Regions from separate parts of the Homo sapiens genome. Here all the other regions are linked to region 2. A link is a loop called in an ENCODE intact Hi-C map of the cell type or tissue named here. Cell type or tissue: PC-3. All regions are shown on one strand. Each heading gives the region's core, and the rest is flanking DNA. Links, peaks and the distances in the headings are about the cores only.

What was found. A loop is a pair of places that touch in the nucleus more often than their neighbours do. Peaks named below come from ENCODE experiments on the same cell type or tissue, not always from the same donor. Only the 100,000 strongest peaks of a DNase experiment are listed, where the experiment ranks them.
Region 1: a loop joins it to region 2, with 8 times the contacts of the local background. A loop is called at or near these places in 6 of 110 quality-filtered maps.
Region 3: a loop joins it to region 2, with 10 times the contacts of the local background. A loop is called at or near these places in 10 of 110 quality-filtered maps.

Annotation. Positions count from the first base shown.
Region 1 is chr3:120,687,852-120,698,027 of GRCh38, forward strand. RABL3 (RAB, member of RAS oncogene family like 3) reads right to left here. Exons shown (of 8, transcript NM_173825.5): 6 at 6,302-6,373; 7 at 2,598-2,636; 8 at 1-2,037. The coding sequence ends at 1,972. Among named protein-coding and RNA genes, the nearest start is that of HGD, 11 kb to the left of the region's middle. In PC-3, for the core only: no CTCF peak of the experiment used is centred there; a DNase peak (open chromatin) is centred at 5,750; H3K27ac peaks cover 936 bases.
Region 2 is chr3:120,790,267-120,800,442 of GRCh38, forward strand. No RefSeq gene overlaps it. Among named protein-coding and RNA genes, the nearest start is that of LINC02049, 41 kb to the right of the region's middle. RefSeq lists an enhancer at 4,796-5,090. In PC-3, for the core only: a CTCF peak has its summit at 4,966 (motif pointing left); a DNase peak (open chromatin) is centred at 4,945; H3K27ac peaks cover 392 bases.
Region 3 is chr3:120,617,656-120,627,831 of GRCh38, forward strand. No RefSeq gene overlaps it. Among named protein-coding and RNA genes, the nearest start is that of NDUFB4, 26 kb to the left of the region's middle. In PC-3, for the core only: a CTCF peak has its summit at 5,540 (motif pointing right); DNase peaks (open chromatin) are centred at 5,536 and 5,926; H3K4me3 peaks cover 892 bases; H3K27ac peaks cover 2,189 bases.

The DNA.
Region 1 (10,176 bases), core at 3,250-8,249, 100 kb before region 2:
AGTGACACGATCTTGACTCACTGCAACCTCCACCTCCCAGGTTCAAGTGATTCTCCTGCCTCAGCCTCCCAAGTAGCTGGGATTACAGGCGCGTGCCACCAGGCCTGGCTAATTTTTGTATTTTTAGTAGAGACAGGGTTTCCCTATGTTGGCCAGGCTGGTCTCAAACTCCTGATATCAAGTGATCGACCCGCCTCCCAAAGTGTTGGGATTAAAGGTGTGAGCCACCGCGCCTGGCCTATTTTTATTTTTTAAATAAGATAGAAAATAAAAAAATCAGGATGAATTTTTTTAAAATTAAAAGAAAGAGGAAGAAAGAAGGAAGGAAGATTTATTTCTTGAAGGAGAAATACAAAGAGCTTAATTGGGTTAGGTCTCTGGGTAGCATTTGGTTTCTACTTCCCAACTGTACAGCCTATGCAACAACATACTTGTGACCAATTCTACATACAGATCATGATTTGCATAGCTTTCCTTTGTGTCAAAAAGAAACCAGGGCTATGTCCTTTCAAAGAGGAAGTAAAGAAAGGCTGGAGAACAGTCTAGCTGATGAAAGCTGCTTTAAAAATCCTTTTCCAAATTCCCAAGACTGCCTTTCTAAAAGGACTCTCTAACATTCTTATTTTAATATCCTCTTGCAGCATACCTTGATTTCCAAGATACTTCTGAAACCTAATTAAAATGGAACAGAAAGTGAATTTGGTGTTTTCCACCTATTTTTTAAATGAGAAATGAAAACTGTATATTTATTATTGTTATTTAAAAGTATGGAGCAAAATCAGGAGTGCAGAGACCTGCAGCAGAGCCAGAGAGAGAATACGGGTGATAGAGTGTTGAATAAATTGTTTTTAGAAATCAAATTCATATACTCAGGAAGAACTGGGGCAGAGAAGATTAAGCAAGCAAAAAGATAGGTTAAAAAAAGTAATGATGAACAATTACGGACACACACACACACACACACCATCCCCAAAAAGCTTTGGAGTGATTATGAAATCCAAGAATCCTAGTTCATAATTCATGTAAATGTGTTGCTGTGGAACTTATTTTTACTTCTCTCCATAAATACATTGTTGACACAGAATAATATTCTTAGTTTTCTGATTATAGCTAAGGGACATTTCAGGAGTTGACTTTTCCTTAAAAAAACAAATAGAGAGGAGGCTGTAAATGTCTCTCACTGCCCTTGTGCAGGTCTTAGATTTTACCCTACCTATTTCCAAACAGAAAACCTAGACTGTATATAGCAGCAACCTTAAGAGTGAGGGAGCTGTCAATTTTTCACATCATTTTACCAGAATTCTTTTTTTCTGGTATTGCTGTTCTCTATGTATTATTAATTTGTATTTATATTTAACTCTGGCTATTAGTCCGCCTCTTCCAGTCACTGAGCCATTTGCAAAGGAGAGAAGAGGGAGACAAGGGTTGCTATTATTAGGCATTCCTGTGTGTGACAATGGTGGAGACAATTAAATAACACCATTTTGCATCTTTGAAAATGACAGAGATTGTTTGGGGTAGACAACTCAGGGCTGGTTAACAAGACCGTTCCCCTCAAGAAGGTAAAACAATGGAGATACGTTTTTGAAGTACTTAATTAAGCTTTCAGCAATGAGTGTGGGAAAATTACAGACCCATAAAAACCCTCCAGTTCTAGGCAAGAGTAAATTTTCTCTGCAGTACACTGTCATTGCTCATTTACTGCATCATTTTGACAACATCTCATATTTACACAAGGCTTTTACATAATCTATACACAGGGACAGAAAGGTAAGGAACACAGAGAACAGGGACAAAGTTTGGACCTCCCGTATTGTCACTTCCTTTCATTTTTCCATTAAAGGGTAAGGCTGAAGGGTAGCATTTTAAGATGATTTTGTTAAAAGGCTGTGATGGTAATAATTGAACACAGCAAGATGAGCTGTGAAAAACTGCCACTGCTTGCTCACTCTTCCAAAGGATGAGTGTAATTCAGTCATAATGAAGGCTCTTTAATGTTCCTGCCCCAAATCTTTTCCGATCAGGAAAGCCTGGAATCTGTAGGCAAGAAAGATAATTGCATTAAGTCTCAAGCAATAAAAGTTCAAATACTAATAGTAATTTTTCCCTTCTTTTCCATTTCTGTATGTCAGCCTGCTGTTTCTTAAAAAAACAACTTTCTGAGGTTTTACTCAGAAAACCACAGATTAAATAATAAAAATAAATCTTACCCAAATGGAAAACATTTCCCAACAAATTGGTGATAGTGTCATCTAAATCAGAAAGAATGAAGGTAAATCTCATAATACCTACTAGACTTTTATAGAAATTATTTGTATTGTGACAGACCCTGAACGTATACTCTTGGAGTCCCAAGCAAATTATTTTCTTCTTCTATTTTATAATGTAATCTTATTCCTAGATTATATTTGTTTCCTAGATCCTTATTTTCCCTTTGTTCTGATTTTCTCCTTTTGTATTTAACAGGATAGAAGGAAATCAGTTGCTTGTGCCTATAAAGGGCTTTCCCCAACTTTTTAAAACTACTTCTGAACTTAAATTTGGAAATCACCTATCAAAATTTAAGAATCTATTTTATCAAGAAAAGAGATACCAACCTGATTACCTTCTCTTAAAAAGTATCTCTTCTCTATGACCTGTGAAAAACAAAGATTTTAAAGGCTTAGCACACATACCTGCAAAAAGTGGCTAACTGCAACGACCACTAATGGTACTAAAAGGAATATATCCAAACTAAGAATCTTTTCCATAGCAGTAGACATGTAGTACAGTCAGCTAAAAATCTGGTGTTAATGAGATCAGAATTGTGAGAGTATTTCCATAAAAGCCTGCCTCATTCCAAAACGCATTAATGATAGATCAAAAAATAAATGAATAACAAAAACTAAATAATGATAGAATGATATAAGATCCTATGCAATTCTTAGAGTATGACAGCAAATCTGACTCTAAGTTTCCTAGCAGTCAGTCCCAAAAGGTACTAAACAGCATCCATAAAATAAAAAAAGCACTTGCCTGCTACAATAGTCTTGTCTATTTCTTAAAGAGGGGACTGTTTAACATAGCAAACCACCACATCCCTATAGTAAGTGGTGACAAATTCTATATGTCCTCAATATAGACAGATGACACAACATCAAAAGCAGTCTAATGACTGTTGTAAATTGTCTACTTTTTTTTAACTAACTGCACCCTTACTTCAGTAGTTTCAGAATTACCTGCATTTGATAAGTAGAAAAAACATGTTCAAGCAGCAGATGTATCTGCACAAATCCATCACCATTATTGAAAAGAAACCCTCAAAATATATGTCCAAATGTAATAAGTTTAAGAGCACCATGTTTTCATTTTTTCCCAAAACTGCTGTAAACCCTAAAGAGCACCATGTTTCCAGATGATGAAAAACATTTTCAAGAATAATAAATTCTGTTCTGACACTTGAGAAACTGCAATGGTTACAGAGGAAGTATTATAAATGGTCTCTGATTTAGGATGGCTTGACTACGATTTTTTGACTTTATGGTGGTGTGAAAGCAACATGCATTCAGTAGAAACTGTACTTTGAGTGCCCATACAATGGGCACTTTTTTCACTTTCAGTATAGTATTCAATAAATTACATGAGCCATTCACAACTTTTTAATAAAATAGGCTTGTGTTAGATGATTCTGCCTAACTGTAGGCTAACATAAGTGTTCTGAGCATGTTTAAGGAAGGCTAGGCTAAGCTGCGATGCTTGGTAAGTTGGGTGTAATAAATGTATTTTTGACTAACAATGTTTCCAATTTACAAGGGGTTTACTGAGATATAACCCTATCGCAAGTTGAGGAATAGCTGTATTTTCTTTACATAGACCTGCTGTGATAAGAAAAGTTAATCGGATAATAATACAGATCAGCTGGAGATGAACTCTAAGACATTCAAATCTGAAATTATGCAGCTAAGAGTTCCTCTGAATGAGAACAGACCAGCTTGCTCTCTCTGGTGCCACAGCCATTCATCCAGATTCAACACCAAGACCATTCATCCAGATCCAAGACCAAGACCAGCTTGCTCTCTCTGGTGCGACAGCCATTCATCCAGATTCTTGCTGTCTTGGAGACTATAGCTGGATTATTTTTAGCCACAAGACACCAGGGCAAAGTTGCATTCACTTACCCCAGAGGTAGAAAAGTTGGTTTATCATTAGTGTACATCTTAAAACAATCCCACAAAAACCAAGAAGGAGACTGATTCCCTTTCCTCTCTATGGCAGGACAGGAAAATCTGATTATTCTGGAGCGTGAGGAATTACTACTAGTTGAAAGAGGCTGGAGAAGGAGTTAGACTTCCTTTTGGAGAAGAAATCTTTTTTTTTTGTTTGTTTCAGATGGAGTCCTGCTCTGTCACCCAGGCTGGAGTGCAGTGGTGCGATCTCGGCTCACTGCAAGCTCCACCTCCTGGGTTCACGCCATTCTCCTGCCTCAGCCTCCTGAGTAGCTGGGACTACAGGCGCCCGCCACCACACTCAGCTAATTTTTTGTATTTTTACTAGAGATGGGGTTTCACCATGCTAGCCATGATGGTCTTGATCTCCTGACCTCGTCATCTGCCCGCCTCGGCCTCCCAAAGTATTGGGATTACAGGCGTGAGGCACCGTGCCCGGCTGGAGAATAAATCTTTATGCTAAATTCTGGAAGAACTGATGTATAGAAAACTGGGTGAAATCTGGTTGTCAGCTCCTTTGGTTTCAGGCAACCACCTCAGTCTGGAGGTCTGGCCAACCTCCTAACCCACATACATTTTGTTGTGATTCAGGCAATAAAAGAGAAGTTACCTTTTTGGTTTTGGTCATAATTCTTTACCCCTGACTTGCAATGTGTACTCCTGATTTTTTAAAAAATAAAGCCTTGCCTGACAACTCGGATTATACCAATCAATAACCCAGTTTCTCTAGGATGTAATTTAGTATATCTTATTTTTTAATTTTAGAACTAATAAAATTTTAAATTTAAACAACATACTGTGGGATCTTTCCAGGTCAGGGCAGATCTATAAGATGTTGCTCATAAGGGACAGAATTTTGTATTGATGGGGCCATAGATCTAAACCAAATGGAAATTCTTATATTTTAAGTTTGAAAACAATGTGGGCAAAAAATCTGGCTCCTTGCAGTGCTGCACAACATTTTTCATGTCATGGCACACGTAGAAAATGCTAATATTTGTATAGCACACTGGAGAAAATGGAAGCGGTTGCCAATCACCCAACCCCCCCACCCTGAGGACCCTGGCTGCTCTGAGAACTGAGGGAAATCAGCATCTAGGCACATCTGTACCCTATTTCCCACATATCAGTTAAGAAGTTTTGCAGTGAAGCAAAATTTTCCTAGTGGCCTAATATTAATCGAGGAGGGTGCTGGAGCTTATCTAGTGCTGATAAAAAGGCCAAATATTAAATCCCAAATTATCTAAAGGTGGGGCTTATCCAATGCTGAACAAAAGGGCCAATTATTAAATCCCTAAATAGTTAAAAGAAAAAAATGATTGATAAAGAAGAGCTATGGGGAAGATGATTTTCTTAGGAGATGTCACTTAAAAAGAAATATAACACAGGAATTAACCTTTTTCAATAATACATGCAGAAAGACATCCTGTTTTACCTTACTATGCAATGTGAGCATTGGACAAACAACTTAAACTTGGTCAATACTATGTGCAATAAAGTTGTATGGCTTTGTGAAGGAAAGACAAAGAGTGCTCTAATTTACCAGTATGCTGAGTCATTCTACATTTTCCTTCCAGCTGAGGACAATAAAACAATGTTAGCAGAGAGTCAATAATTGGAATGCAAATATTTCTGAGAGGGAAACACTAGGAAATCAAGAAGACATTACCTTAAAAGGTAACAGTAACATTTATGTAGAGAATATTAACAGCTAGGAGAGCAAAAAGAACTCAGGGCTTTAAGCAGAATCTCCTCAGTTCAGTGCCTTTATGGGGGTGGGAGGGTGAATAAGTGAAAAAAAGAGCTAGAAAATGGGTAAGTAGAAATTCTTTTAAAGAGAGGAATTAGATATCTTTTTAAAACCCCCATTTAAATCCAGTAGCTTTTGCCCTTTACTTAGAGAACACTGGTGATGGAATAAATACGTCAGCAGGCCTTGGGCAATTATACCAACAGATAAGAGAGATCAAAACAAGGATTATTCCAGGCTGTGAAGTTTTGGACAAAAAAATAAAGGTCATAGGATTCTACAAAAAAATTTTAAACTCTCATAATATATAAATTAAGTTTAAAAATAACTTAATTGAAACCATTACCTTATCAAAAAACCTACTGAGCTTGACAGCATTGGAAGAACCTGCAGCTAAGTACCGTGGATTTGTGCAGTCCTAGAAGATAAAACATAAGATCCACAATTGAAAGTTAGGAAACCCAAGCTCGTTGCTATTCATAACTTATCCTGTTGCATATTTCTGTAGGCATAATACTATTAGGCACAATACTCTCACAAAATATTCAAATAATTTTCAAATTATGGTGCACAAAGGAGGAAAGTATTAAAGGAAAATAAGGTCACTTAATCTTTGTAATTTAAACAATTTTAGAGTATACCAAATCAGTGTATTCATCATCAAATAATTCATAGAGGAAGACAAGATTACTAATATTTTACTAATATCAAAACCAAGGTACTACTGGAGTGACCTACCTACATTTACCCCGAAAACCAGAGAGAGAGAGCCATGAAAAACAGTAAGCATTTCACTTTTAGTACTAGTTAATCACCAGTGCTCAACTAATTTAGTACTATGCAGTTCATATGAATCGGAGAAAGCAAGAAAATAAGGATTTAGAGGTGCAAAGAACAAACAGAACAATTGCCAAGGATTTCTCTTTAGATGCAAGGTACTACATCTTTTGGTAGGCCACAAAGATATATTATTTTTGGTAATAAACATCTACTACTATTGTTTGATAATAAAGATATATTACTACTCTTTGATGGAATTTTATTATAGGGAAAAAAAATGGGCCCAGAAGGGACAAAACGATCTGGAACATTAATCATTACAATAACTTTAAAACCTTAAAAGGCCTACTATCCGCTGGAATTCCAGTCTAGCTGTTTTTTTTTTTTTTTGCTTGTCACCATTGACTTGTGACCTTGAGAGATAGAGTACTTTGATTTTTACCTGAAATGTACCTAAGACCAAACTATAAGGGCTATCATGTAAGCTCCTTTGCAAGTATGAAATTTTGTCTTTTAGCTATAGACCCTCTGTGCCCCTAGAAATTACTGAAATTACTATTATTACATTTATTCTGTTTTTGCAATCTCCAGGCCCACATGATTCCTTTCTAATGAAGCCTCCTATTTTATTCATATGCAACATTTCAAGGCTCACACTTTAAATTTTAGCCAGAAATGATAATACATTCTCTAAAACCACAAAAAAGAGAGGCTACAACAAAGTTGTCAAAGATCACAGAGTACTAGAAATTAGGGGTCTTCAAAGCCAGCAAGCAATAAATCAGAATATCCATCCCAACATTTCTACTCTGTGTAACACTGGTTAGGGTACTAAACCTTTAAATTTGGGCTTACTGATTTGTGGAATGGGGATAACAATATTTTATTTCACGGGATTTTTGTGAAAAATTAAATAATCCATACCTGGACATACTGGGTAGTAAAATATTAGTCCTCCTCTCTTCAATCTAAGAAAATGCTAGCAGATTGAATTTTCAGGCACAACAAGCACTTACCACAATAAAGATAATTCCATATATGGATTATGTAGACTGAAACATCATTGCACTAACTATGGTATTTGAAATAGTGTTTGAACACATTTCTACAGCAATTGGGGCATATAAGAGACAAACCTTAGATCTGTGGTAGAAATGTTTTATAAAATAGATATTGATTAGCTAGTCATCAGAATGTCAAAAGTTTGAGACAATTCTAAATAGAGCTGAAGTACTAAATACAAAAACTAAAGCAAACAACAAGCAAACAAAAAAACACCCCCAAAACCTTAATTCTATGGTTCCATAATTTCAGGTCGACCAGCCTAGAGAAACACTATGATTTTTGGGATAAGAAATTTAGAGCTGAAAGAGCCATCTGCCATTTATCATGGCTGAGGGAAAAGCCTGAAAATTAATAGCTCCAAATAGCTTGACTGAGCTTGAGAAAGGACTATTAACTAGGGAAGATACTTCAATATGATCGCTTCAAAGTAAATACGTAACAGAGAAAAGTTTTTACAGGGTACAATAAGCCTAACAGGATTTTAGAAAATAAGTAATGGTTCACCTATTTATAATTTAAACAATTTGCATGTATTCAGGCAGTTATTTATTAACTCTGATTCCACCTTTGATGTATACATTTGTTAATTCTTACTTTTCTACAGTTTTAAGGAAATTTATACAGTAACTGATGTTAGCACTAATAATGTTACATTAGTTTTTATTTGAGGCTTTATATTTAATTGCTGAATTTCTGATTGCTATTTCTTTTTGAAACTCTTGTATTCAATTTTCCTCCTCATTTTTTCTTCCCTGCATTCTCTGACCCTCTCCTATTGTTATGTGTGCTGTGTTCTTGAAGCTGTACACTGATAAAGGCCAAAAACATGTTATATTTGAACTCTTTGGAGACTGTATGTGCTAAAGTCTCACTACCTGAGTACCTTTACATCTGACTCACAGTTAAAAGATGGCCTTGGCTTTGTAAGGCAAGTAGGAATAACACACACACACACACACACACACACACACACACACATGCACGCGATTATCAGAGAAACCCACAGGCACTAGAAACAGATACATTCTAAAATATATTAAAGTAAGCGCTGAAACAAATTAAGTGTTTTCAATGGTAAATTTCTCTTTGGAAATAATGTTCAAAGTAATCTCAGCACTTCTTCAACAAGAATATTATATATCTATATAGCAAGAATCCTTTGGAATATCATGGTTCAGTGCTGACTACCTGGGGTATGCACATCAAATATTCCATTGTGGCAGCTGAGAAAAATGAGGGGCTCTCCGCTGCAAAGCAGAATGTAAAAAACAATGGAATGGCAGGCAGAAGCTGGGGGTAGAGGTGGGGCTGAACCAAGCAGTGTTCATAAACATTGATTCATAGAATAAAGGCATCAGAAGCACCTGAGTTATTTGTTAAAACTGCAGATTCCTGGTCCTCCTGCCAGGCTTGATGAATAAAAAGCTCCAGCTGTGGGACGGTTATTCAAAATTTTCCATAGGTACTATTGGTAATATAAATACACAATCAGATTTGGGTAACTGTTGGTCTAGATGATTTCTAAGAGTTTTTTCAGCTGCCAAATTCTCAAGGTGAGTTGAAGGATTAATTAAGTGCAAAAGAGGCTTAACTGTAGAGCACAGGCTCTGAATCTGAATACCCTAATTGACCTGGGTAAACTTCCTTGGTCTTGTTACGTCTCTCCTTCTTATCTTTAAAAAGAGGATAGTAATAGTACCTGTCTTATAGAGTTGATTGTGAAGATGATGCATGTGAGATAATGTATGTAAATAACTAAAACAGTTTTCAACCCGTAAGTGCTCAATAAATGTTGCTCACTAGTACTATTACACCACCACCACTGCATTTCTGGAATGCCAGTGCACAGTTGCAGAAATCCTATTTGTGAACAACATGACCATGACTGAAATTGCTGGCCAGGATCTTTTTCTGGGATCCTAACAGGCTTACATGACAACCATTTCTTAGCTTTTTTACGCGCTCAGTTCTCATTGAGCTAGTTATCTCATCAAGGGACTCAATCCTCTATATATGCATAAGTGTACATAAATTAGTCCTTATGAAGCACTCCTAGTTTAAGGTTTGCAATTTTTTCATGTATTTGTTACGTTGCCCTTTAAGGTAAAATTTGTAGTTTAAGAAGCTAAGAGGCTTTTTAAAAGCAAGAATAATATGCTTATAGTGCCACTTTAATCAATTTATTTTAATTTTGGTGTGATTTTAAAAACCTTTCTCAAGAAAAAGCCCATGGGCCAGGTGCAGTGGCTCGCGCCTGTAATCCCAGCACTTTGGGAGGCCAAGGAGGGCAAATCCAGTCAAGAGTTCAAGACTAGCCTGGGCAACATGGCAAAACCCCATCTCTACTAAAAATATTTAAAAAATTAGCTGGACATG
Region 2 (10,176 bases), core at 3,000-7,999:
CCTGAAAGGTAGGTTTTACTTTGTTTGTAGGCTCTTTGTTCTTGGGAACGAATGGATTTTGTTTCTGGTTTATTTTTTCCCAGTGGGGAGGTGGGTTGGGGATGGTTGGGGTAATGTGTTTTGTTTGTTGCTTTTTTCTTGAAGTAGGATAGAATGGAAGGAAACTGCAGTAATGGCGATAAGGAACTGAAGTTTTTAATTACTGAGACCAATAGTGTGACATTGACGAAGCTCTGACTTCTGGGTAACTGAGGAACCTGAGCATCCTGTGAAGCTATGCCAGAGATGGAGGAGCTAAGAGCCAGTCCTAAATCAGAGGAGAGTTGGAAGTCCAATGTGTTGATCTAGATGCATGTATTAATAGATATTGTATGTTAAATTGCTCATATGTTTATTACTTATCCTCTCCCGCCCCACTAGAATGTACACTCCATGAGAGCAGAAGCTTTATCTTTCTTGCTCCCTGTAGTATTCTGGCTCAATGCCTGGCACATAGTCATTAATACCTATTTGTTGAATGAATAAACAATTAAGTGGCAACTTCTTCAGGCCATGAGTAAACTATGGACCTTATATAAAGGGCTGCTATTTTCCATTTCTGTCGTTATTTCTATACCTAATATCTGTGATGCTATTTTGTATTAATTTTTTTGTCCAGAACTTCCTGTTTGGAATGCTTACGGATGGTAAGTGCTGATCTGTGTAGCAAAGGGCATTTTCCCAGCACCTGGTGAAGCCCCTTAACCAAAAATACATCTAGCCCAAGACTTGCACATTAATTTGTTCACTTAGTCTACCTTAAGATCACTCTTTAAAGAGGACATTTGTAAAGAACAAAGATTATGCTGTTTGTTTTGTTCTTAAATCTAGGAGTTTTATTTTCATAAAAAATGGTGGTTCTGTGGTTGCCTTCATGATATCAAAGACCCAGGTTCCTTTTATCTTTATGCTTAGCCTGCTTTGGCAAATGCTTGTTGCTTCATAATGCCTGATCCACCCTCACCTTCAGGTAGAAAGAAAGGAGGGTATTGGGGGATACATGTGCATGCCAGCTGAATCAGTATTCCCCCACTTTTTTTGTGTGTGTGGTGAAATTCACTTGACATAAAATTAACCATTTTAAAGTGAACGATTCAGTGGCAATTAGTATATTCATGGTATTATGTAACCCCCACCTCTATTCAGTTGCAAAACACTTTTATCACCCCAAAAGAAAACCCAGTATCTGTAAAACATTTACTCCTAATTCTCCCTTTCCCCCAACCCTTGGCAACCACCAGTCTTCTTTCTGTCTCTGTGGATTTACTTTTAATGAATATTCCATATAAATGGGGTCATATGGTATGTGATCTTTTATGTCTGGCTTTTTCACTTAACATGTTTTTAAGGTTTTTACATGTTGCAGCATGTATCAGTATTTTGTTCCTTTTTATGGCTAAGTAGTATCCCATTATATGTATATACCACAATTTGTTTATCCATTCAGCTATTGATGAATTTAGGTTGTTTCTATATTTTGGCTATTGTGGATAGCGCTGCTATGAATGTTTCTATAAGTATTTGTTTGAGTACCTGTTTTCAATTTTGGGGAGTATATACCTAGGAATTGCTGGGTCATATGTTCTGTGTTTCTGTGCTATTTCTTTTTGAAGTAATACTTCTTCCTGTACTATCTGCAGTAATTACTGTTATCCAATGGAGAGTAGTACAAGATGTCTCTTGTGGGATGTGGGAGTCAACAGAGAATACCAGAACTCTAGGGTCTGTGATCAGAGATTTCCTGGCAATAACTACAAAGGAGAGATTAATAGGAAATATGCATATATGCATATGAGGTAAGAATTCAGGAATTCCAGACAAACCCCCCCCAGGAAGGAATTAGGTTATCTAAGTCACCCTTTACATTTTTCCCCGGGATTCAGTCTCTGAGTCATACTGGATTCATCCTAGCCTTCTAGTGCCTTAATCTGGAACTGTGATCTGTATGCTCCAATTCTCTGTAATAGTCAAGCCTTCAAGTACAGGATCAGCAGTGGGCTGATAGCTTCATTTGGTTAAGCATGGAGGTGAGGCCCTTCTGTTTGAACATGCTTGGAACGGTACCTATATCAGGGGTGGTAGTGATGGCAGTTGTTAGCATTGAGAGGATGGATCCAGAGCGAAATTGCCTCTCACAGTATTTGTGCAGTATGGAGTCAGCGTTAATCAGCCCTATTCTACCAGCTTCAAAAACCGGAGGCTGGCAGCTTTTCATTTCAGGGTAGTGAGCTACCTGGGAGGTCTCAAGAATGATTCTGACAATGTTCCAAGGGAATCTTTCCTGCTGCTATGTGCCTGTGTGCAGGTATTATGTGTATGTAGGAGGGTGGAAAAAAGGCAAGACAGGGTGGGCCTTTATGTTTAGTGTGTGGGTGGGGAGGACCTACCGTGTGGTATATGTCAGTCACATTTCACATTTCTTACAGGCCTTAACTTCTAGTAAATTTAGTGATAATTTCTTTGCTGCTTTTTTCACTGAGACTCATTAAGCTATAAAATTATCACAATGTTACGGGCATCTGTGTCCATGTTTCCAACATCATTTAGGCATCTGGCTGCTTCCTACTGATGTAGCCTTCTTACCCCTCTCACCTCCTCCCCTGCCCCTACCAACAGTTGGGAACAAAACACTCACCAAGCAAAGAACTAACTGAAAGAATATGACAGTGGCTGCTTTTCCCTCCTACGCTACTATTTCTCAAAAAGTATTTTGGGCCAGTTTGGGAATTCTTAACTATGTCCTCGCTGCCCTCCCCTTATTTGACTCACAGATGTCTTTCCACACCACCTCCCCATCCCCCAAAATGAGCTTGGTAAGTCCCTTTCTAAAGTTGCCTTTCTCCTTGAGTGATACTCTACCTAGGCTACACCTTGGATCCTCCCTTGATTTTCTTCCCTCCTCTTTCCTGCATCCTCTTCTCCGCCATATCACTTCTGGAGCAAGCCTCTTAAACCTACTTCCTATGGTGAACATGAGTGGTTTTCATTTACTTCCCCACAGTTTTTATTCCTTCCCCACTCTCCATCCATGTGATTCAGCTGGGATTGACACCCATCATAGTGACTGGATATGGGTTCCAGGACAATCAAGTTACCTAAGGGTTTTTGTTGAAATGGAAAAAAAAAAAAAAAGCCACTCTTTTTTTCTACAAGGATTGCTAAGACAGAGACTAGAGGTGGAGAGAGACAGATTTCCAATCATGACACTTGAGCTCCTAAATTCTGCCACACTTGTAGCCATTCTTACCCTTACAATGATTTTCTGTTATGTGAATCAATACATTTTATTTTATTCTTGGGCCAATTTGAGATGGGTTTTTATCCCTTGCAATTAAAAGAACTGACCAAGACAAGACCTGTCAGCCTACTGTTATCTCCACTTCTATAGTTCCCTCTGGGCCCTATTCAATTGGAGACAGCATTTTGCCCATATCCTTAACCTTCTCAACCCCTGCCACTGACTCACTTCAGTATTAAAATTCCATACATACACTAGGGCTTTTTAGTCTATCAAGAGGCTTTCCTGTCTAATTCGATTTTTACATAAAGCTTTGAGGAAGATAGAGGAGGCATTTTTATCCCTTTTCTTCTGCTGAGGAAACAAGTTGAAAGAAGTTTATGCTGATTTACCCATTTCAAGCTATTTGTAGTCACTGCTGGGACTCAAACCTGATTTTCTTAACTGCAGATCTAGAGTTTCTCTTCTTTTCTTTTCCTTTCCTTTCTTTTCCTTCTCTTTCTTTTTTGTTTTTTTGAGATGTGGTCTCACTATGTTGGCCAGGTTGGCCTTGAACTGCTGGCCTCAAGCAATCCTCCCACCTCAGCCTCCCAAAGTGCTAGGATTACAGGCCTGAGCCATTGGACCTGGTCTTAGAGTTCTTTTTTTTATAAATTGTGTTGCCTCCCCTGGGTAGAAACACAGCTCTAATGTAAACTTACACTGTCTTCTCCCATGGAAACCTTTTTTTAACACCTGTAAGGCCCTGTGGGACAGAAGGCCTTTGTTTCACTATTTCTTTGAGATTGCTGTCCTCCATTTTTCAATATTTGAATAACATTTCATCTGTGTGTACCATCTACTACAGTCTTTGTTTCTGTTGTAGGTTCCTTCTCAAGGACTTATCCTAGTTTAAAAATACGACTTTTGCCCAAATTTCATTTGGGTCCTACTGCCCGTTGGAGAACCCTTTGGCTTCTTCGATCCTTCAACAACCCAAGACCTCCCACAAAGCCAGTCAAATCATTCATCATTTCTACTCTTCCTGATCTGCTTCTTATGATCCCACTCCTGGGCTGGGAAGTGCAACAGCAAAGAGACTAACGCATGCACTTTTGGCCTTGCTGCCTATTTTCATCTGGGCCCTTTCTGCTGTGCAGATCTCTAGGTGGCTACATTCTTATAGTAGCTGCTTCTCAACCTTTGCCAATCTGTTCATGGTCTTGCTTTCTCTATTTGATGTCTGAAACCAGTTTGCCTTCATAGAACTTCTATAATAAACATTACTGTTTGCCTACTTAGCATCTATTGCTTCCTTCCTTATAATATCTGATTTTTATTAAGGGATCCCCTTACCAAGGAAGTACATGTGTTTTAAGAGAAGCTAATGCTATAGTCATATCCACAGCTGGTCCTGATTGAGCCAAGGGTAATTACAGTAGTAATTGGGGCTGTTCCTAAATATTCTGGTTCTCCTTGGTACATAGTAGAATTGTATTTCCCAGCTTGTTGAAGTTAGGAGTGACCATATGACTTGCTTTGGCCAGTAAAATGTGAATAGAAATGATATATGTCACTTCTACGCAAACGCCTTTAAAAGCCAGTGTGTGATTCACCAGACCCCCTTCCCTCTGCTACAATGATTGCTAAAGCCTGTGTCAAGGTGAAGCCTCCATTAGCCTCTGTCCTAGGGTGACTATAATGGTAGAGCGCCCCCTGCTGACCCACACTGGCATGTAGTGAGAGCAATAAAATTTTAGCTGTATTAAATAGCCACTGAGATTTGGGGGTTGACTGCCATTGCAGTTTAAGTCCTAACCGAAATAGTAATCACATCCTCTAACCTGTACCTGGGTCAGGAACCTAGCCTAAACCAAGGAATAGGTTGAAAAAAAGCTTGTGACTCAGTTGGTACACTGAGATGAGAAGGGAGATTTGCTGGGGCTTTGATGAAAGAAGTAAGTTACTTTTAAGAAAGTAACTTTATGAAAGTAATTCATCAGAAGAGATGAATCCTCTCTTTCTCTGCATGTTGTGTGTAAACGTGAATCCTGGAGTTATTGTAGTCATCTTGCTACCTGCCTGAGGATAAAGCCAATGCAGGGGGAGAGCAGTACCAAAAGAATCACAGAGAAATGAAGCCAAAGCCCTCATTGAATCACAACCAATCATTACTCTACTTCTGGACTTTTTCATTTAGGAGAACCAATACATTTCCTTTACTGTTTAAGTCTTTTGAGTTTTCTGTTACCTGCCTCCAAAAGCATCTTAACAGTTGCAACTTCCTTTCTCGGTTCTTATTTCCACTTCCCACTCTTCCATTTAGTCTAAAAGAAATAATAACTAATAATGGCATTTGTTTAGAGAAGACTTACTCTGTAGCTGGCACTATGCTAAGTGCTTTTCAGAAGGAGATTATCATTCCATTTCAGAGTAGCAAAATGTGTGAGCTCTTTGAGAGCAAGATATATGTATTTTTAAATTTGTAGTTTTTGTAGAGATGAGGTGTTGCTAGGGCTGGTCTCGAACTCCTGGCCTCAAGCAGTCCTCCCACCTCGGCCTCCCAAGGTGTTGGGATTACAGGCATGAGCCACCATGCCCTACTTGTAAGAATCTTTTCTCATTTGTACATATTTGTTTTCACTGCAATTATGATATAGTACAGAGCCAGTACTGAGCAAATATTAACTGAACAAATATAAATTGACCTTTATCCTTAAAGGGCTTACTGTATTGTTGTATATTCAAGTGTTAGAAACCTGCAAGATTCAAGACCAATACAAGACAGTATATGCTGTTACTCAGTTGAAGATCCAAAGGGCATGGTACTAATAGTAAAGGCTATGAAAGAAAGATATTGTCATTATCATGATTGCCTGAAGGTTGGGAGCAAAAACTTTTTGGAAAAGGTCAAATTTGATCAAAAAAGAAGGATCAGAATTGAATAGTACAGCAGGTTGGGGAGTGGATATCCCCTAAAGTCAGGGCAATAACAGAAGCAATAAATAGCATGGTGTCAAAAAGGAACTTGGTGCATTGAAGAGTGTGCAGTATATCTAACTGAAGTGCTCAATGTTAGACCTTTTATTCCATTTTTCTAATCATAAGAGACAATAGAAAGCCATTTGCCTTTGAATTGCTTGAGGTAGGCTTGATATAAAAGAGGTATTGTGGCCACTACTCTGACTATATGCTCAAACCCCTTGCACACAGTAGTTAATGATGTTTGTAAACTTCAAATGCATCCATCCATGTACCATTTCTCCCCAGAGAGAGTAGAAGTTTCCAAGGGCTTGTGTGCCAAGCATTCTGCTTCTTTCCTGGCTCTCTTAATTCAATGCTAGACACATACTGGTGCACAGTAGTCCCTCAGTTAAGTACTAACTAAATTGATTTAAATTATCTGGTTTGGGGAAAGAAGTTATGTGCCTAGTGAGCCTGGTTTCTCAGCACATTAACACTTCATCAAACCTCTGTCAGATCAGATTCTCAATAGGATATCTTAAATACATGCTATTAAAATACCTAAATAGAAGTTCCATCTGTTTGAATAGACTGAGCCTGATGAATCAGCCAGAGAGGTGGGAGGCTGATCCAGCCAGACATGAACCTATCGGGTGGGGAACAGGCAGCTAGCTCTCCCTCCTTTTGCTACCCCGCTAGTGCTCACATTAGAATGTACAGATTTATGAAGTGAAAACATGATCAACCAGTTAGCAAAACGCAAAGACTGGAGCAAGCCGTAGGGCATTGTTTGTAGGCTCGCTAACAGATGTCCGGCTGGAACCCCTCTTCCCAGCTGTAGATCACACTGAAGCCCTTGTTAGAGTAGGAGAAAGAGGAGCCCTGGGACCTGCCCTTTTCACAAATCCTGGGCCACTGGAGTCTACATTTTGTTTTCATGCCATTGTAAAAAAAAATTTAAAAAGACACAAAAAAACAGGACTTATTTTGGAAACTGTCACCAGTGAAGTCACCAAGGACTTAAAGACATAAAATATAAAGATGGAAAAATGTCGAGGAAGCTGCATCCCTTCATATTTGCCCAGCAAAATTTTGCACGAACATCCATCCTTAATGAGAGTCATCAAGCCCAAATTTCCAAATGGTCTTGGCTGCCAGAATTCTAGTTACAATCAGCTTCTCCCCATTCCCATTTTCCCTTAAATACCCTGGTTGTGGGTTGCATTTTTCGATGCTGTGATTAAAGAAGGAAAATGATTTCAGGGTCACTCTTCACACCAAAATACATGTTTCAAAATGTTCTTTTCTAAACTTTGCTCCGATTGGTAGCACTTAGTACACAAGGCCTTGCACACAATAGGTGCTCAGTAAATAATTTGTTCAATTAAACTGAATCAGACTTCATTCTTCTAAACTAAGAAAAAAATTGAGTGTGCTTTCTTATTAGCACCACTGGCCTGATTTCTCTTCTACCGTGCTGTCTGTCAACTTGCCTTTCCATGTCTGTAGCCTTAACCCAGCCCCTAACACAAAGACATGCAAACACAGTCCCACACTATCCCATTCAAGTGTTTCTATTGCTCCTTTATGGGTCTGCTTATGGTATTTACTTTGTTAAATGAGAGAGGAAGTGAAAAGAATAATGTCTAAGAGTCAAAAGACCTGGATTCTCCTCCCACTTTTGTCATTACTTTGGATCTTAGGTAAGTGACTATGCGCTCAGATTCCTCATCTCTGAAGTAATAATAATAATATATATGCCTGACCTACCTCCCAGGATTGTTGTGAATATCAAATGAGCTAATATATGTGAAAACCCTTTGAGAACAGAAAAGGCTTTTTAAAGAACTGTTCTTATAAGAACCTCACCCAGTTCATGTACCCAGTAAAGCATCAAGAAGGTCTTCCATACCGTGTTTCCCTGGGAAATGGGTTCCTTCTCACCTCCTTTCTCCAGGAAATGCTAACTGGCTGACCTCCTGGGACACATTTACTCTGATGAATACACTGAGGTCTAGGGTTGGGCCCTCAGCTTTACAGCATCAGAAACTGGATCTTGACAGAGCCTCTGAGTTGATCAGACTAAGAGATGCTGACTCATACTAATCCACAAGAGACTGATATATAACCAGAATGCCAGTTTATTAATTTACAGTGGGAAACATTTGGCCTGATCTGTCCCTTTTCTCCCTACAGGCCAGTTGCATGGGAAGAGAGATCATCTGAAAGTTGCTCAATGAACAAGGAACTTTGACAAAGAGAGTTATATTATTCAAATGTTTGATAACATAGGGCTCTGCTCAACTGGAGCCTCTGTCTCCTCAACAGGAATCTGCTCCAGATGATCTAGATGTTTCAGGCACTGTGGCGGAAGCCCCCATTCCTGAACAATGCACACAAGAGCCAGTGTACCATGTGTGCCCTTTTCCCCACATTCCCTCTGTTGACCAACACATTGCTCTTTATATATATTAATCCTTTTGAGACTTCTTGCAGTGCACCTGTGGTTCCCAAAGCCAGTCTGCTGACCAGGAAGAAGCCGGTTGCCACAAAAGCACCTGGGATACATGTAAAGAAATAACGGGCTTGTATAGCTCTACTGGAAATTCTAATAATTAGGTCTGTGGAGGAGTCTAGGAATCTGAATGTTTACAGGCATCCCAAGTGACTCTGATCATCAGCCAGGTTGGGGAACCACTGATATAAAAGTCTTATTGGCTAATAATCTATTCTACCACTTTAAGACGACTTTGCATATTCTGATCAGATCCATTACAGACTGATTGTATAGATTAACTCTCAGAACAAAATATTATTTCCTAGTTCTCAAAGGCCAATCGCTGTTGTATCCTTGAGCTTGCTTCCTTCATTCTTTCTTTCCTTCCCTCTTTCCTTCTTTTCCTTCCTCCCCCCACCCCTCTCCCTTACATAAATATTTATAAATACATAATGCATAAGGAAGCTTACCAAGAGGAGGCTGTAGCAGTTGACACTCCAAGAGCCAAAACCAAAAGCTGCTGTTAGGTGATAATAGACTTGGAGGATTAGGATATATAAGCCTGGTGCACAGACCGCTCTAAGGCCAGCCAGTAATACCAAGGCCTGACATTGAACAATCTTGAGATAATTTCTCTGTGGTAAGCAACCCTGGGCCTTGGCATACTTCCTGAGCTGATGTCCTGTAGGAAACAACATTATGCTCCCAAGTGACCTTGAGGGAAACTCCAAGAACCATGTTTCCGTCCCGCTCATGACAAAGCAGACAGCCGTCTTTCCTCTCAAATATGGCTCCCATGTCGCTAGCACCTGGCAGTGCCTTGCTTCCAGCAGAGCACCAAAATCAGGACAGCAAAGTGAGAGTCAAATCTAAGGAGGGGTGCCAATGTGTGATGGGCATCTCTTTATACCAGGTTCTGTGTTCCCATACTATATATCCTATGCACCACAAAAATCACTGAAACAGGTTTCGGTATCTCCATTTTCTAGATGAAGAAATTGAGGCTCAAAGGGACTAAGTAACTTGCTAAATAAAGGTCATGCCAGCAGTTAAGTGGTGGAATTGGGATTTGAATCCAAGCTCACTCCGTTCCAAATTCTATGTTCTTTCCATAATCCCATGCTGCTGAGTAAACAGGGAGGTTGGAAGTGGGAGTTTTGAACATAAGCTTCATTTGCTATTCATACTAATTTATAGATAATTTTTATAATTTCTCTATACAGAATGACATATATAAATACATTTTTTTTCAAATATTCCATAACAACTATCACATTCCTACATATAAAATATACTAGCATCTAAATCTGCATTTGGTTAATCCTGATTCTTTTCTCAGGGGGAAAAAGGCGGCTATAATTAGGGATAGGATTGGGAGTCAGGATATCTAGTTTATAGTCCTGGCTCTGCCTTTCACTCACTGTGTACATTAGGAAATTCCTTTTTTCTTCCTGAGCCT
Region 3 (10,176 bases), core at 2,767-7,766, 170 kb before region 2:
GGCTAGTGGCCCCTAATTACTCAGCTATTTCTTTAACAGCATCTCTAGTGTGGTTAAAAAATCACTGTTGGTTGTAATAGATGTAATTTATCCAATCTACATATTTTTTTTTTTTTGAGATGGAGTCTCGCTCTGTTGCCCAGGCTGGAGTGCAGTGGTGCAATCTCGGCTCACTGCAACCTCCGCTTCCTGGGTTCATGCCATTCTCCTGCCTCAGCCTCCTGAGTAGCTGGGACTACAGGTGCCTTCCACCATGCCCGGCTAATTTTTTTTTTGTATTTTTAGTAGAGACGGGGTTTCACTGTGTTAGGCAGGATGGTCTCGATCTCCTGACCTCGTGATCTGCCCGCCTCAGCCTCCCAAAGTGCTGGGATTACAGGCGTGAGCCACCGTGCCTGGCCCAATCTACATTTTTATGAATTGTCACCCACCAAAATATTGACTCAAATCCTGCAGCGATTTGATTTTGGGCTTTAAATTGATTTGGTACTCCCTGTGGGACTCCAATTGCATTTAAATAGACGTGAAAGTCGAAAGACCCACAAGGGGCTTCTCTCGCTTTACGATGTCTTATTTTTCCTTCCTCTGGCTGATGAAATGCCAGGGTGAAAGGGATAGCCAATTGGACTAAAGCACAAGTGCCACTCCAGTTATTTGGCAGAGTGTCCAGTAAAGGTCCACCATACATCCGCTCAGGGATGAACAAGGGCTGACTGATTGATAAGTAAAATTGAATCGAAAATTCTTAAGCTCACTACATCCCTTCAGGTCTCCAAGGAACACTAAGTTTCCTCCCTGTCATGAGATACACGAAGTGAACTTAGTGTTGGGAGATGGAAGCTGGATGGCTCTCGGGGGCTGACCTGCAGGGTGCTGGACTTTGGGATATAGCAGAGAGAGAGCATGGCATGACTTGTTACTCCAGGCTCTAGAATCCTGGAAAAGAGCTACCATGCAGCCCATGCCCCATCAACTGGAGGACCACCCTAGTGGAAAGGGGACAATCTGGGCCTCTGGCCTGCCGTGCGCATAAGCGTTAACAACTGCTTTTGTATAATGTGTGGACGGAATATTTGATCCATTCCAACCAGGCATTTGCATCTTGGTATCCTGTCTTAATTGCCAAAGTTTGTTTTAAGTCTTTAACTTCTATGATAGCTATCTTGGTCTTGTCGTTAGATGGCGGAGGAGCAATTGTTCAATTGTAAGAGGTTTTGGAAGAAGGCTTAGAGGAAGGTGCAGGTGGCGGGGGATCAAAGAAATGCATTTCAAAGAATCCAAAGGGTCTGTTCCTGAAACCTTAGCCCCCATACCATAAAACAGGCTTAAAGAAGTGAACCGGCTTAGAAAAGGGGAACAACTTTGAGGGTTCGAGATAATAACCTGTATAGGATTGCACCGGTTTAGCTGACAGTTGGTGGCGGGGGGCTGTCCCTCTAGTAAAATGAATGTATGGTTTTAGGAAATTACAAAAACCAGTTGTGGCAGTCCATTCTTGCTCTTTAGTGGTCCAAAGAACATTGGACCAACTATGGCATAAAAGCTCTACATCAGGGAGCAAGAATCCTGGTTGACACTGGGGTTTTTATTGAAGTCTCCTCAGATTAAATGGTCCCAATTCACTAATGCCCAGTCTGAGGAGAGTCAGGAGGGACAAACGTACTTTTCTGAAGTAGAGAGCAGTCTGACTTGGCAAGTCCCCACAGGGTATAACAAGGCAAGCATTAAATGTAATAGTTTGAGGCAAAATTGACTTGGTTATGTTAATAACTAGATGGTCAGCAATAGAGCGAGGATAGAAGAAAGAGTAATAGCATAGATGAAAGAGTTAAATTTTCCTTAGCTTTAGTTTGGTAGGGTTTTCCCCTGGGACTATGGCCCATGACTCTGGAGGGGGACAGTGCTTTCTTGACCCGGGTGTGATGAGTCCATCCCCTTTTCACTGTGCGAACAGCAGTCTCGGTGGTTAGCAGCACAAGGTAGGGTCATTCTCAGACTGGCTCAAGTTTTCCTTCTTTCCACCCTTTGATGAGAACGTGATCCTCAGGCTGGTGCTGGTTTACTGGAAATTCTAGGGGTGGTACCTATGCAAAAAGACTCAGTTTTGAGGGAAAGGAAAGTGGAAGTATATAATATAAAGTGGAAGTATATAAACCAAGTATATAATTTCTAAGAAATTGATCTTTTATTTTAAATGTGGGGACATCAGCAGTGGACTTTATAGTCCTCGGTGCCTTCTTACTGAGAAATTTCCTTTAGCACGTATTTTTATTAGCTTTTAGACTAAAGAAAGCCAAACACCATTTTATATTTGACAATGCTTCCTGTATGATTTTTATACCAAATAAGCTAAACTTCACCTTTATATTAGTGTTATTCATGTTAAACTTAATTTTAATAAAACCTTGTAGACATATTTATCCAATTTTTAATGTCTGACCATAGGGTAAGATTTTTATAGGCTCTTTTTAACCTTTTATAATTTTTGTTAAAGAGCAGGTTAGTGCTTTAAGAAAAAACTGTTGTGCTTTTATTTTAATGTCCAGTTCACAGACAAACTGGATGATACCCCTTTAACTTTAGCGAATATGTTTACACACAGAATTTCCTTCACAATTAACATTTCAAAACTTGCTTAAATCTTTAAAACAAAGTATTTTTTAACCTTTTAATAGATAAAAATCCACATTTTTATGCCTCCTTATAATCCTTTTACCAAAGGTATATTTTACTTTCCTTATACACCTTGCACATAAACTGTTTCTTCAATAGTTTTACATTCAGGAGGCCTAATTACTTTTAAACTATACAACACATCTTTCATAAATTCCCTTTTATAACATTTTTTTCTCACGACTTTCACAGTCAATTGTTTGACATGCCTCAACTTTCTGACTTGTTGCAAATATCCCTTTCTTTAAACAACCAGTTAATTTATTTTAGGACAAGATTTTACCATATAACATTCCTTTCTACACAAAGATGATAACCATTCTTTTCCAAAGTAAACTTCCTTCATGTCTGTGGACTAGACTGTCTAAGGCCTCAAGATTAGAAGTTAGGATAATACATGTTACACTATTAACTTTTAGCAAACTTTACTTTTGTTGAAAACCTTGTAAGTTTGGGATTTCAATTATCCTTTGCTATTAATAAGATCTTGTTTAGTCTAAATTAACTTAGAATTGGTACAGATGGTTCCTTCCTGGTTCTGTAAGTACTTTAAGGCTTGGTTGAGTGCAAACAGCTTCCAATTTGAGCAGACCAATTATTAAGCAATTTTCCTAACTCTACTTCTACAAGAGTTTTCCCTATCAATTACTGAATACCAATTGTGTCTTTTACCCTCAGTCACTGGGAGGAACCATCTATTGTTGTCCTGTCCTGAAGGGAGTTCCTCCTAGGTCTTGTCGGACCTTTGTATGGTAATTAATTACGATTTAGATCCCCTGTTAGGAAACCTGCTGGGTTAAGGGAATTATCAGTGATTAATGTTAAATCATCTTTTTCTAACAGAATAGCCCCAAACTTTAAGATTTTTGATTTAGTAAGCTACCTTTTTGCCTTTTTTTTTTTTTTTTTTGACTTAGGATAGTTCTGAACTGGTGAGGTGTGCTCACAATGAGGTTCCCTCTAAAAGTTATTTTTCTACTTCTGCTAGCCAAGCAGTTGCCGCTACAGATTGAATGCTTTTGGGCCATCCGCGGGTTACTGGGTTAAGGATTTTTATTTATTTATTTATTTATTATTATTATTATTATTATTATTATTATTATTATTGTTGTTGAGATGAAGTCTTGCTATGTCGTCCAGGCTGGAGTGCGGTGGTGCAATCTCGGCTCACTGTAAGCTCCGCCTCCTAGGTTCACGCCATTGTCCTGCCTCAACCTCCTGAGTAGCTGGGACTACAGGCACCCGCCACCATGCCTGGCTAATTTTTTGTATTTTTAGTAGAGATGGGGTTTCACCGTGTTAGCCAGGATGGTCTTGATCTCCTGACCTCATGATCTGCCCACATTGGCCTTCCAAAGCGCTGGGATTACAGGAGTGAGTCACCACGCCCGGCCTAGGATTTTTGACAGGAAGGCTACGGGTTGTCAGTGGCCTCAGTGCTTTCGGGCTATGCCCTTGTTTACACTGGCAACAAGGTGGTATTGGAGTGTTACAGGGTCATGGAGAAGACCTTCAATTATCAATTATGGGTTTTAAATCTACCATGGCTTTTAAAGGAATAGGGTACGCTGTTTTTTCTTTACTACTTCTGTCTCTTTCTTTTTCTCTTTGACTTTCTGTCTCTCTCTTTCTCTCTCTCTTTGACTCCCTCTTTGTCTCTGTCTCTTCCTCTCTTTCTCTCCCTCTCTCTTTCTCTCTCTCTCTTTGACTCCCTCTTTGTCTCTGTCTCTTCCTCTCTCTCTGCCTTTCTCTCTCTTTCCCCTCTCTCTCTTCCCCCCTTCCCCTCTCTCTCTTCCCCCCTTTCCCCTTTCTCTGTCGCTCTTTCCCCTCTTTTTTCTCTCTCTCTTTTCTCTCTCTCTCTCCCCTCTCTCTCTTCCCCCCTTTCCCCTCTCTCTTCCCCCCTTTCCCCTTTCTCTGTCTCTCTTTCCCCTCTCTTTTTTTCTCTCTCTCTCTTTTCTCTCTCTCTCTCCCCCCCACTTTCTCTCTCTCCCTCTTTCCTCTCTGCTGTTCTTTCCCTGCCTCTGCCAGCTGCTTAGGCTGCTGTTCTCCAGTCTCCTTCCCCTTCCCCTGGAGGAGGGACTGGCAGGAGTGGAGCTACTCTTTCTTCCCCCAAGAAGAAAGGAAAGGGGAGTTCTGAATATTTTTCTTACTACCGGAGGTTTGTGTGAGGTTCAATTCCCCCCATCAGGATTTCTCACCTCTTTTTGAGGTTCAACGTCCCCCATGGGGATTTCTCATCTCTTTTTGAGGTTCAACCCCCACCATGGGGGATTTCTCACCTCTTTTTGAGGTTCAACCCCCCACTTATGGGGATTTCTCACCTCTTTTAGAGGTTCAGCCCCCCCATGGGGATTTCTTACCTCTTTTTGAGGTTCAACCCCCCCCATGGGTATTTCTCACCTCTTTTTGAGGTTCAATCCCCCCATGGGTATTTCTCACCTCTTTTTGAGGTTTAACCCTCCCTCATGGGGATTTCTTACCTCTTTTTGAGGTTCAACCTCCCCATCATGGGGATTTCTCACGTCTTTTTAACCTCCAAGGCTTCCCAACTAAGGAATACTTCACTGCCCCCTGTGGCTTTCTTTCCCTAGTCCTAACTAAGGAATGCTTTACTGCCCCTGCAGTTTCTCTCTACTTGGTATGTCCTAACCAAGGAATGATTTACCGCCTCGCAGCTTTTTCCTTAGTCTCGACCACCAAGGAAATACTTTACCAGCTCCTGTGGCTTCTCCTTCCTTGGTCTGTGCACAGAGTCATTGTCGCAGTATGTGAGGATCCTTTAAGCTAGGTTGTGGGCCAGTTTTTTTTTTTTTCCCATGTTGCTGAGAGCTCAGGTTATTCCTTGCACTGGGTGAGTCTTGATTTCTCACCCCTGAGGCCACCACAAGGGGGCGGGGCATGCCTCCTCATGAGAGAGAACCAGAGACTGCCCCCAGAGTGGAATGTAATCCCGGATGAGCCCCCAAATTGTTATAAATAAAGTTTTGGTGCTGCAAAAGAAATAGCACTCAGATATAACATTTTCTTTTTAATTCTCAGCAAGGCAAGTTACTTATATAGAAGGGTGCGCCCTTACAGATGGAGCAATGGTGAGCACACACTTGGACAAGGGAGGGGAAGGGGTTCTTATCCCTGACGCATGTGGCCCCTGCTGCTGTGTCATTCCCCTATTGGCTAGGGTTAGATCACACAGGCTAAACTAATTACGACTGGCTAATCTAAACAGACTGAAGGGGTGAGTGGTTCGTCGGGAAAAATGGTTATGACAGAGCATGTAATTGGAATGAGTCAGGGCAGAGTAGATAATCGGCATGAGTCAGGGTGGAGCAGGTAATTAAAAAAGTTGCTTTACAAGAAAGTTAAGTTTAAAAGTAGAAGGCAAAGAATTGAACATACTGACATATTGATTCTTTGAAAAGAAATTTAGAACTCATATCTAACACTGCCCTGAAGGGCAATCCCTCACTCTATACCTCAGCTCATCCCATTATGTTACTCAAATGTTGGGAGCCTCAGGGATTTTTCACCTCCTTTCTGTACACCTTAAGAAACCCTGATATGGCTGGGCCTGGTGGCACATGCCTGTAGTCCCAGCTGCTTGGGAGGCTGAGGCAGGAGGATTGTTTGAGCCCAGAAATTTGAGGCTAGCCTGGACAACATAGTGAGACCCCTGTCCCTGAAAAATAAATAAAACAAAACCAGTCCCTGAGTTGGACCAGGATCTGAGGTTGGAAATAGAGGGTGTTTTGGATACTGATTTGAAATTCCTAAAACAATGGTCCTCATCCTTGCCTGTGCACTGGAATCACCTGAGGAGTTTCAAAAAAATTATCATATTTGGGTCTCATCCCTAGTGTTTCTATTTGGTTGATCTGAGGCATGCTCTGGGCACTGTGAGTTATGGAGTTGTCAAAAGATCCAATGCACAGATGAACTTGAGAACCACTGTTTCTAGAGGAGGGTTTCTGAACCTCAGTGCTATGGGCATTCAGCACTACGTAGTTCTTTGTTGTGGGAGATTGTCTTGGGCATTGTGGAAAGTTTATCAGAACGTCTAGACTTTACTGACTAGATGCCAGGAGCACCCTCCCCAGTTGTGACAACAAAAAATGTCTCTAGACTTTGCCAGATGTCTTGGGGTGGGAAGGACAAAATTGCTTCTGTTGAGCACCATTAGTCCTGAGCCATTGCTAGTAGTCTGGGCTGTGAAAGACATCTCTGAGAAAGAAAGAAAGAAGGTGGCTGTTATTGCACCCTCTCTAACAAAATATATATATATATATACATGTGTATATATATGTATATATATGTATATATATATGTATATATGTATATATATGTGTATATATATATATGTGTATATATATGTGTATATATATATATGGAGAGAGAGAGAGAGAGAGATGCCAAGGGGATCTGGCAGAAAATTCTCCTGTCATTGGAAGAAACTTAATCAGGGTGCTTTCTGTTCTTTAAGGTTTTCTATTTCTAAGCAAAGAGATGGCATATTTCTTGGGGAGCATGGTAGAGGAAGGCATCTTAGAAAACGGAATTAAGAAAATGATACAGGAAACTTTCTAGCTGATCTGAGGCACAACAAAAGGAAATGAAATCTTCTTATAATTAGTATGAACAGTCTGGCTTGGATGAAATCTTGCCTCCAACTAAGGAGTTGCAGCCAGCAGTGGGGTGACAAAGTAAAAGGGCTTGGGTGCTAAGTGGATGTCAACCAGGAATGTTGCATTAGCCCTAGGAAGGCTTTGCCACCAAATTGAGAGTAGAGTGAGCTGAAATGGGTGAGAGTTGATATATGTGTATAAGAATAGTGTTAGAATGAACTCATAAGGGGAAGCCTGGGGTTTGTGAATGAAATATTTCAGTGGTTGTCTTAGTTACTGGTTGAGAGAAGAGTCCAGGAAGTACCCTAGGAGAGTGGGGAAGTGAGAGGGAAGGGAAGGATGTGAATAATGGGTGCATTATCAAGAAGTTGCCATGTGGGCACTTGGAGCAGAATTCCTCTGGGAGCTGCAGAGAGCCAGGGCAGAACACAAACCTCAGAGGTATGAGGTGACAGAGCTGCTGTATTAATCCACTAATTCCTATTTGTCATGGGTTTAAGGCTACATCCAAGGCCATTCATTCCTAAGCACTTTGGCTGAGTTCTGGTTTTGGCTTCAGGCAGAGTTGCCAGTGCTGGCAATAGAAAGCAGCCAGTTGGCACTGAATGGTGATTGCTGATGGGATGTAGGTAAGCCACTGGCAGCCTCTGCTACAGTGGTCGATTTTTAAACTTATTTTAAAGTACTGACTTCTTTGCTTAGTTAATGTTTAATTTTTAATAGACTTTTTTTATATGAAAGAATATCGGGGCCAAGCATGTTGGCTCACACCTGTAATCCCAGCACTTTGGGAGGCCAAGGTGGGAGGACAGGTTGAGCCTAGGCGTTCAAGACCAGCCAGGGAAACATGGCAAGACCTCGTCTCTACAAAAAAATAAAAAATCAGCTGGGTGTAGTGGTGTGAGCCTATAGTCTCGGTTACTCAGTACTGAGGGTGGGAGGATCGCTTGAACCCGGGAGGTTGAGGCTGTAGTGAGCTGCGATTGTGCCACCGCACTCCAGCCTGGGTGACAGAGTGAGACCCTGCCTCAAAAAAAAAAAAAAATGTATCAACCTCCGTCAGCCTTAAAGATATCTTCACCTTAGTTTTTGAGACCATGAAATACCATTGCCAGAAACCTAGCAGTCATCCCAGCCCTGTCCTTAACTCTTCTTTGAGTCACCCATTACATCCAATCCACCAAGTCATTTCAGGTCTACTCTAAAACATTCTGGAATTTATCCACTTCTGTCTCTGCTGCTACCTCATTAGTTCAGGACAAGGTTTATTTTTGCTTGGACTATCGCAATAGCTTCCTCTTGGGCACCCCACATTCACTCCTCTTTCAGGCACTTGAATCCATGAGGCTTTTTCTTAAAATGCTTCTCCCCTTCCCACCTCTCCCCATCCCCGCTCTTCCAATGACTTGCTCCTTCCTATCCTTTAGGTCTGGTTAAAGTCACATCTTCACTGAAGACCTTCCTTCCTCTGAAGAAAGAGCTCTCCTAGCTCATACCACTTGTTATTCCATATCAATCCCCGTTTGATTTCTTCTCAGCACGTTCCACAGTTTGTAATATTTTTGTTTATTTTGTTGTCTCCCTCTCTTTATTTTATTATTATCTTTTTTTGACACAGAGTCTTGCTCTGTCAACCAGGCTGGAGTGCAGTGGTGCAATCTTGGCTCACTGCGACATCTGCCACCAGGGTTCAAGCATTTCTCATACCTCAGCCCCCAAGTAACTGGGATTACAGACATGTGCCACCATGCCAGGCTAATTTTTGTGTTTTTAGTAGAGATGGGGTTTCGCCATGTTGGGCAGGTTGGTCTTGAACTCTTGGCCTCAGGCAGTTTGCCCGCTTTGGCCTCTCAAAGTGCTGGGATTATAGGTGTGAGCCACGGCACTCGAACTCCCTCTATTTATTTATTTATTTATTTATTTATTTATTTATTTATTTATTTTATTTGCTATCTCTCCAGGGGGAAGTCATGTCATCTCCCTCTCTGTAATGTAACCTTGGTAAGGGCAGGACCATGCCTATCTCCTTGACCACTTACCCCTAGTAGGATTGCCAAATTTAGCAAATAAAAATACAGGATGCCCACTTAAATTAGAATTTCAGGTAATCGATTAATAATTTTTTAACATAAGAATGTCCAAGTATTGCATAGGACATACTTACACTAAAAACTATTTGTGGTTTGTCTGAAATTTAAATTTAACTGGGCCTCATATATTTTATCTGGCAATCCTAATCCTTAGGCCCTGACACATAGCTGACTCTCACTACATCTTACTGAATGAAAATTTGGTAGCAGCATATCAAAATTGCTACTATGGCAACAAAGCTGGGGAAATGTGCAAAGTACAGAACTGAAGTAGTGAAAAATATCATTTTCCATCATATTTCTGTTCAGATTTGCCTGTCTTTTCACACCAGGAGACTCTAATCAACTCACATCTAAAGTCTTGGGCAGCCCAGCGCTCTGGGAGGGATGCTGACCATAGGAAGGGAACTGGTAGGTACAGCTTTTCACACAGTGGAAATTTTTATCATGGCCTTATACTCGGGCCTTGATTTTCTTTGGCCCTTATCTCTCCAGACTGTGAGCTCCTTAAGGGGACAGCCTGCTTCTTTTTATTCAACCCTTCATTCCCAGCATCTTCAACTGTAGCTGGTAGTAAGGACTCAACATGTGGTTACCGAATGGATTGATAAATGAGTGAAGGGTAGGGTAACTAACTGTCCTGGTTTGACCAGGACTGAGGGGTTTCCTGGGATGTGGGTCTTTCAGTGAAAAAATTGATATAGTCCTGCACAAACTGGGACAGTTGGTCACCCCAAGAAAAGGAGTGATTCTTACTTCTTGGTGGCTGGTGTTCTTCTCCAGTATCATCATAT